2 separate regions of the Homo sapiens genome follow, and region 1 is linked to region 2. A link is a loop called in an ENCODE intact Hi-C map of the cell type or tissue named here. Cell type or tissue: endothelial cell of umbilical vein. All regions are shown on one strand.

Region 1 (4,000 bases), 56 kb after region 2:
ATACATCTTATTAAAATATATTTCATTTAAGAAAATAAAATTAGTAATCAGGTAAAGTCGAATTGATTATTTAATAAAATAATATCATCTATTAGTTAAATTTTACTACTATATTATGACCTGGTTTGGTATCTTGGGAAAAACAATATTTCTACCAAGACATTACACTTTCAAGGTTTTCAATAGTTAATTCTAGGTTTACTTGATTTGGCTAAAAGTTAAAAACAACATTTTTTAATTTACAAGTATGTCTACCTTTTAGATGTAAGTATGAATAAACCAGAGTTTAGTTTAACTAAGGCTCTTCCAGTATTTGAGTCTTTTGAGGCAGCTATACCCACAAGCCATTTTTATCGACCTAGTCAACTTACATGTACTCTACGACTACACAGTTTTGAAGAAAAAAAGGTCTTGTATTCATAGCTACACAACTTCAAAATTTGAGCACTTTTTAACATTTTTTCTTTAAGCCAAACCACATTCTCTTTAAGGAATGAGATTATTTTGATTTCTCTCAGTAGTATATAAAGCCACTTGCAAAGCTAAGGAAAGATGTCTCCTCATAGGCTATAAAACAGCTATGATCCAATTAAGACTTTTTGGGGCTTTTATCAGTATTGAAAAGTAGGACAAGGCACCTTCCTTTAATTATCTCCTATTCCCCATTTTCACTGTTCCATCCCTTTTAAGGGATACTACACTGGAGTTAAAAATCTCCACTTGGTGATAAACATACTTTTGAAAACATCAATCTCATTAGTCATCCTTATTTAATCTTCAACCATAGTTGATTTTATTGGATACATCCTGCTTAAAATCAGCTTGAAAATTTTAAGATTTCATTGGAAGAGAGCTAAAATGAAGAAAGAATGAAGCAAACAGTAAAAGAGGAGGTGTTTCCCAGTCCAGATCGATCTGCCTCTCTAATCGTCTCCAATATTTTCCATTCTCTATCTTTTCCCCTCCCCAATTTATTTTTTTCTGTAACTTTTACTTAGTAAACTATTTTTGATATAGCTTAAATACTGTGATTAAAATAAAGAAGCAGTTAAAAGTGTGATCTAAAGTAACCAGCAGGAATGTTTAATGGTTTTTCCCATTATGTGTGATAGAGTGTGTATTTCTGCCAGGCGCAGTGGCTCACGCATGTAATTCCAGCACTTTGGGAGGCCGAGGTGGGCAGAACACTTGAGGTCAGGAGTTCGAGGCCAGCCTGGCCAACATGGTGAAACCCCATCTCTACTAAAGATACAAAAATTAGCCGGGCATGGTAGTGTGTGCCTGTAATCCCACCTACTTGGGAGGCTGAGGCAGGAGAATTGCTTGAACCCAGGAGGTGGAGGTTGCAGTGAGCCAAGATCATGCCACTGCACTCCAGCCTGGGTGATAGAGCGAGACTCTGTCTCAAAAAAAAATGTATATTTTACATCAGGAAATTAATTTTTTACTCTTATTCAAAACAGGAAGTTACTGCCAAAGGGAAAGAATTAGGGTTTCCCATTATTAAGGAGAAGGGCAACAGGGAGTTAGAGAAAAATAGAAAGTAAGATTCAAGATTTTAAACCTAGATGCAATCTCTGGGTTAACAGATTAATAGTGCCAAGCATTTCTCAGAGTGCACTGGAGAAAATTAAATAAAAATAATCTATATTTGAATAAATTTTGGAAATTACATTAGCAGAAACTGAGGAAATCTTCCAAGAGCACTAACAGCTACAAAATATAAATGATCATCCCAGCATAAAGTAGCAAGGGACAAGAATGGGATGACATCTAATAAAGCTTAGAAAGAAATTCTGATTGAACACAAACAGAAAATACTATTGTGATCACTGAGGTAAAGGACTAACTTAGGCAGAACTGAATATTGATATTAGAACTACAAAATACAATTGTATATAAATGTGCTTAACGTGTAGGGAGCTTTACAGAATTCTTATTTCAGAGTTTGTGGTTTTTTTAGATTCATATTTTCATGTGAAAAATCCCCCAAATCCAGCCATGTAATTTTGCTTCCTGCCTTCCATCTGCATTTTTGTACTCTGGCTCCAGAAAGCCAAACAGCCTCTGATGTCAGGGATGAGTAAGAAATAGTGAAGGAGTCCAAGAAAAAGTCATGATTAATCCAAAAACTATTTTACATAAATTAGAACATAATGTGTGGAATGAGTCAAAGCTCAGATTATATTCTGTTTTTCTCTTGAAAAATGAAGGCTATCTCATTTGGACTTTTTATCCTAAATCACTTATCTTGAAAGTATTTCCCAACAAGGGACTCAAGGTTCATGAGGTCCTTCATTACCTACTAGTTGGTTTCTTGGTCTCTTGAATTTCCAATGTGTAACCTATCTTTAGTTGTGAGTCATGAAGCTATTTGGCAAATGCTGCAGTCAATGCAAACTTTTCTAATGCAATGAGATTTTTAAAAAAGTTTAGTGTAAGATAAAATGGCAGTTAACTTGTGGTTTGAAGATATGCTCCAAGAAAATATGTTTATCAGAAAGTCAATTGAGGATTCACTTTTCTAATTCAGTAATTCTCACTTTTTGTTTTCAAGACCCTTTACACTCTTAAAATTATTAGGACTTTCAAAAGCTTTTTTAAAAAATGTGGGTTATATGTATATAAAATTAGTGAGACAAGTGCTTTATAGTTTTGCAAATCTCTTTCACGTCTGGCTCCACAAAGCAGTTGGATTTTTATATTTGTGTCTGCATTCAATCTACTGCAATAACAGCAATAAAAGACAAATAATGCATTCATATGATTATGAAAGTACTTTAAGTTATACTTTATTAAAATATTCATAATCAATTAAAGAATTCATTATGTATATCATAGAATTAGTCCAACTTGTCCTATCACATCTACGTCACTTCATTTATACATTAATGTTTGTTGGGAATCCTAGATTTGATTCATATACAGCTACCCGGAGCGAGATATAAAAACTGATCATTTCTGGTGCTGTTTTATATGGTATTAGTTTGACATCACCCATAATCCTTTCTATATTCTCCTCTGTTTAGAAGGGGAGCATGTTTGAATTCTCTTTCCTATGATGTGTTTCTGCTTTTGTCTTAATGAAAGGGTTTTCATTCATTGGGGCAGTTGTGAGCAGGTGCACAGGCTGATAACAGAAACTTATGGTGGCTTCTGGGTGAACTCCTGGGAATCACCCACACAGTGCTGCAGGCACCTGAAATCTGCCATCATGGCTCCCCTTTTATTCCTGAGCTTCACTTGCAGCAACTCCCAGGAAAGTTCCTGTAAATCACTCATTTCTAGCCGTGACTTTTTTTTGATCTTCATTGCTTGAGAAGTTCCATCAGTTCTGTAAGCATCTAATTCCACATATAAGAACACTTTCTGCTTGGAATACTTAGAGTGGCTTCTTTATTCTGACCAGACTTTGATATATACAGCTCAATTATTCTGGGAAAATCATTCGAGTAGTATAAAATTGGTATTTTTTAAATTTTCTTCATATTGAAAATATGTGATTAAGACAATAATATATATAATAGTTATTATGCAACTATTTTCTTTTTAGAATACGTTTATGTTATAAAGAGATAAAATAGTAATTTAAGAAAAAGTTATGGCTATTTGGAAATAAAGAATCACAGGTGCTAAGCCATTAAAAAGAAAGGAGCTCTGTAACAAAAAACTTTGCTAAAGGTGTTTCATAGTTAATAGAAGGGTGGGGACTAGAAATCCAAGTAAGCCCCATAGCAACACTCTCTCCACAATTCCCAGATGCAGAAAGCCCTCTTCTTTAAAGAGAAAATAAATAATTAAATAACTTCATGTGTGTGTAATATATTTTATATACATAATACATGTATGTATATATAATATATATTTACCGTATATGTATTACATGTACGTATAATACATATCTACTATTTATATATTTAATATATGTACATATAATACATATTTCCTACATATATGTATTACATGTATATTCAGGTCCAACGCTGTAACATCCTGTCAT
Region 2 (4,000 bases):
GTTTTAAAAGAATGAAATTCTAGACCTTTGACTCTCATCTACACTCTTTTGTAATACTAATTTGGCCTGAGAATTTCTGGTTTGAAGCAGGGTCTCCTTTTCTAACTTTGCAAAGGAAAAGCCCAACCCTCTCCTTTCCTGAATCTTACGATGTGAATTGTTCTAGGCTGTATAAATGGCTGAGACTCCCTAACAAGAGAATAATTGACAATATTGACATTGGTATTGGGAAAGGAACTGACCTTAATAAAATAGCAGTCCCTTTCCAAGGGCATTTAACTTCTGCAAGTCGGTTTCGAATTCTTTGCTTAAAAAAAAAAAAATAGAAAGAGGATGCACTTGAGTGGTTAGTAGATAGATCATAAAAAATAATTTTTGTGTCTTGGCTGGAAGCCATCATTCTCAGCCAGCTAACAGGAACAAAAATCCAAACACCGCATGTTCTCACTCATAGGTGAGAGTTGAACAATGAGAACACAGGGAGGGGAACATCACACACTGGGGCCTGTCGGGGGGTGGGGGACAAGGAGAAGGATAGCATTAGGAGAAATACCTAATGTAGATGACGGGTTGATAGGTGCAGCAAACCACCGTGGCACATGTATACCTATGTAACAAACCTACACATTCTGCACATGTATCCCAGAACTTAAAGTATAATAAAAAAATAAAATAATTTTTGTTGATGCATCACTATGTGATTTGTGACACAGAGCTTCATAAAGAGTTCAAAAAATTGTGGCATTATGTAAACATGGTTTCTCAGCACTCACATCTATTCAAAAAATGAAAAAGAATTGATGATGAATTTTGTTTCATTCTGTCAATAAATAATCATCATCAATGGATGCAGAATTTAAAAGGCAAAGATCTATTTACGTCATTAAGAAAAGCATCACCAATAAAGTTTTACTCCTAATGCTTAATCATTTTTCATTAAACTTTTAATGTGTTATGATCCTTTGGACAATTATATACAAAGAAAAATTAAAATCACACATCATTAAAAACTTTTTACAAAATGCAACCTTATGGTCACAGGAAATGAAAACAATTTAAGTTTTAATGTATATGGACCTTTTAGTTGCAGAGAATAATCTACTGATCAATAAAAGAAATAATAACACAAATATGTTATATTAAAATATATTTGTAGGAATATGTAAAACATCTGTAGAAATGACTGGAATGAGAATATGAATAGAAAGAGAAAAATAAAAGATGTAAAACTTTAAATTCATTAAGGGAATTTTTAAATGGATGATATTAGGCATCAAATCATTATTCTATTGGATTCATTTTGAAAATTGTGTAGCAATTTAATTTTAAACTATTAATATTTACAATGTGCCATAAAGTGCACCTTAGCAATGATTTAAAAATATGACATAAATTTTATATGCCAACCTAAAAATTTGCAGTCACTTACAGAGTTTTGCAAACTTTGGGACTATAGAAGCAAAAATAATATTTAAGCAACTGTTATATATTTTTAAATTTTTATTGTTTTTAAACTTCTAAAACAAATAAACAAAAAAGTATGGTCTTCAAAAGACTAGAAGAATTACTCCAAAATGAAAATGGTTATATTTGGTCACTGGGAATAAACATTTTCTCTCTTCCACTAATTTACTTATTGGTTATATATTTTTCTTGATGAATTTATTAGCTTGAATCATCCTTATAATAATAGCAAAGGTTATGACATTTAGAAATAATTATGTATAAATTTAAACTCAATGACCTGTGAGTAAATGTCCTAGATGTCTTCTTAGGGGCAAAGTTCAGAAGTTTTAGTACTTCCATCTTGTAATAATCATTTCAGCAGTATCGCATAGTTTTTGTTTATTAAAAGATTCTTGGCAGCCATACAAATGACTGGGTTTGCCAGAAGACTGTTGTTTATCAATTAGAATGTTTTTGCATCTGCCACATTTTTCCTTTTTATCTGACATTTTAAATCTAAAAACCCACTGGGTGTTTACAGAGATTTAGGATCTGTCTTGCTCCTACCTCAGCATCCTTCATAAAGCTCTAATACTTTTAACCTCTTACCAAAACAGAGTGACTCACAACTATTAGTGGTCAGGTTAGTCAGAAACTAGATTTAAATTGCTTCCCTGTTTTTCCCCCACCCACAGGGTGAAAGACAATGAATCAGGAAGACTGAGGAGACTATTAACAAGTGAATGAAAGGAAATCTTTACCTAATAGGATATCCAGTCCTAAAAATTGTAGATTTGAGAATTAAACACCTAGCACATTTGAATCAGGAAGAAAGACTAGGCAACTTTGATGGAATTTTCAAATAGGTTAAGAGGCCAGTAGCTCTGTGCTCTAAGCCTAGAGGCAAGCAGAAAAGAACAAGAGTCTTGGGATAAATGGGAAATAAAATGCCAAGGCAGAAAAAAATGAATAACAAACATTTAAAGAGCATTATATTTCACATGTCTTCGATAATATGAAGGACAAAACACTTGTCCTGCCTGGTAAAATAGGGTCTGAAAGATTGTTCCTTCAAATTAAAGGCAAAAATTAAATAAAATAAACCACAAAGGAAGAGCAGTGAAGGAAATAATTTTTCCCTCAATGTCCTTACAAAGTAAGGGAGAGACAGGATAGTCCAGTGAAGGAATATGAAACCAAGTCATTTTAGAGTAAAATGGCACTTTAACTTCATATTGTTATTCCAAAACTCAGTTCCATACTCTCATATTTACAGCCTGAAGTGCTAAGTATGCCAAGGTGCTATATATTTGAGTTGGTTTCTGTTTTCAGACACAAAGAAAGCCTGGTAAAAACTGCTTTCTTATTTCTAGAAAAAGAAAACAAAGGATAACTATTTTGTAAAAACAAACAAAAAATAACAGTTTGGCTTTGACACATAGAATTAAAGAATAATTATTTAATCTCTCTATGTCTAGAGGGAATATTAGTCCATCCAGTTGACTCATCTTCATCTTTCTAGCTTCCAATCAGGTCTGCAATTTAAAGGGTGACAGGAGCATGATACTCTTAAATATCATCTACATTAATGTGAACCACATTTTCACTCCTCTCCCAGTCAAACTATTTATTACAAAGCAGCAGAAAAAGAGAATGGTGTGTCCTCCACAAATGATTGATTTCATAAGCAGTTGTGTCACTCTTGACAGTCACTTTGCTTCATATTCCCCTGCAGATGACCCTGATCATAAAAAAGAATATTCATACTCAAGGCCATTGGAATGAGAACATAAAGGGCTTCCTAAAAAATGGTAAATGGTTTTGAGAACATTATCCAAACATTATTTCCCAAACCCCTAGATGCAAGACTCAAAAGAGAGGTTCATAAAATTATTTATTGCTAGATTTTTCCAAGTGTAGACTTGTGATACCTCCTCTCACTGAGGTTCAAATATAGTGATGTCTGCTTTCTAGATGCTGCAGCTTTCTGAAAGGGAAAACTTGTCATAACATACCTAGAAGACTCTCCATCTGAAGTTGTCACATTATACTCTTGCTGTATCTTGCTTAACCTGATAGAATCAAAATACAATATTCATCATCAACATGTAAAGTTCTGTCCCTCTGAAGGTTTCCTATGTCTCACTAATACACTATGATCCAGGCTCTGCAAATAGATGAAAAGTCATTACCTGATCCAAGTCTTTGGAGGTCTGTCTTCAAGTCCTGGGAGCTTCAGGTGCATTCCAGATCCTTCCAGAGGCAACTGTCAGTGGAACATGCTCTGTTTTAAACAGCTCAAAAGATGGCGCAACTAGAAATTTCTCAACTGGAAGCAGATTAATCATGGTTTCAAATATAACAGATGCTACTAAGGTAAACTTGTTAGGTGAGTTCTTAGCCAGTGATGAAAAAGAATGTGATTGAGACTAAAATTCTCACTCCTGCCAAGCCAATCCTCATGTTCCATGCCTCAAGGGTCAGATGAATTGGAAGATTCTCAGCAGAATCTGAGACTCTCTACTTAGAAAATAATTTCCACCAAGGGTGGATG

The links. Hi-C counts contacts between places; a loop is a spot of excess contacts. Peaks named below come from ENCODE experiments on the same cell type or tissue, not always from the same donor. Only the 100,000 strongest peaks of a DNase experiment are listed, where the experiment ranks them.
Region 1: a loop joins it to region 2, with 3 times the contacts of the local background. A loop is called at or near these places in 1 of 110 quality-filtered maps.

The regions. Positions count from the first base shown.
Region 1 is chr10:88,649,548-88,653,547 of GRCh38, reverse strand. No RefSeq gene overlaps it. Among named protein-coding and RNA genes, the nearest start is that of LIPF, 13 kb to the left of the region's middle. In endothelial cell of umbilical vein, no CTCF peak of the experiment used is centred here; a DNase peak (open chromatin) is centred at 2,177; H3K27ac peaks cover 1,720 bases.
Region 2 is chr10:88,705,959-88,709,958 of GRCh38, reverse strand. It overlaps LIPK (lipase family member K), which reads right to left and starts at 3,710. Exons shown (of 10, transcript NM_001080518.2): 1 at 3,639-3,710. In endothelial cell of umbilical vein, no CTCF peak of the experiment used is centred here; a DNase peak (open chromatin) is centred at 2,018; H3K27ac peaks cover 235 bases.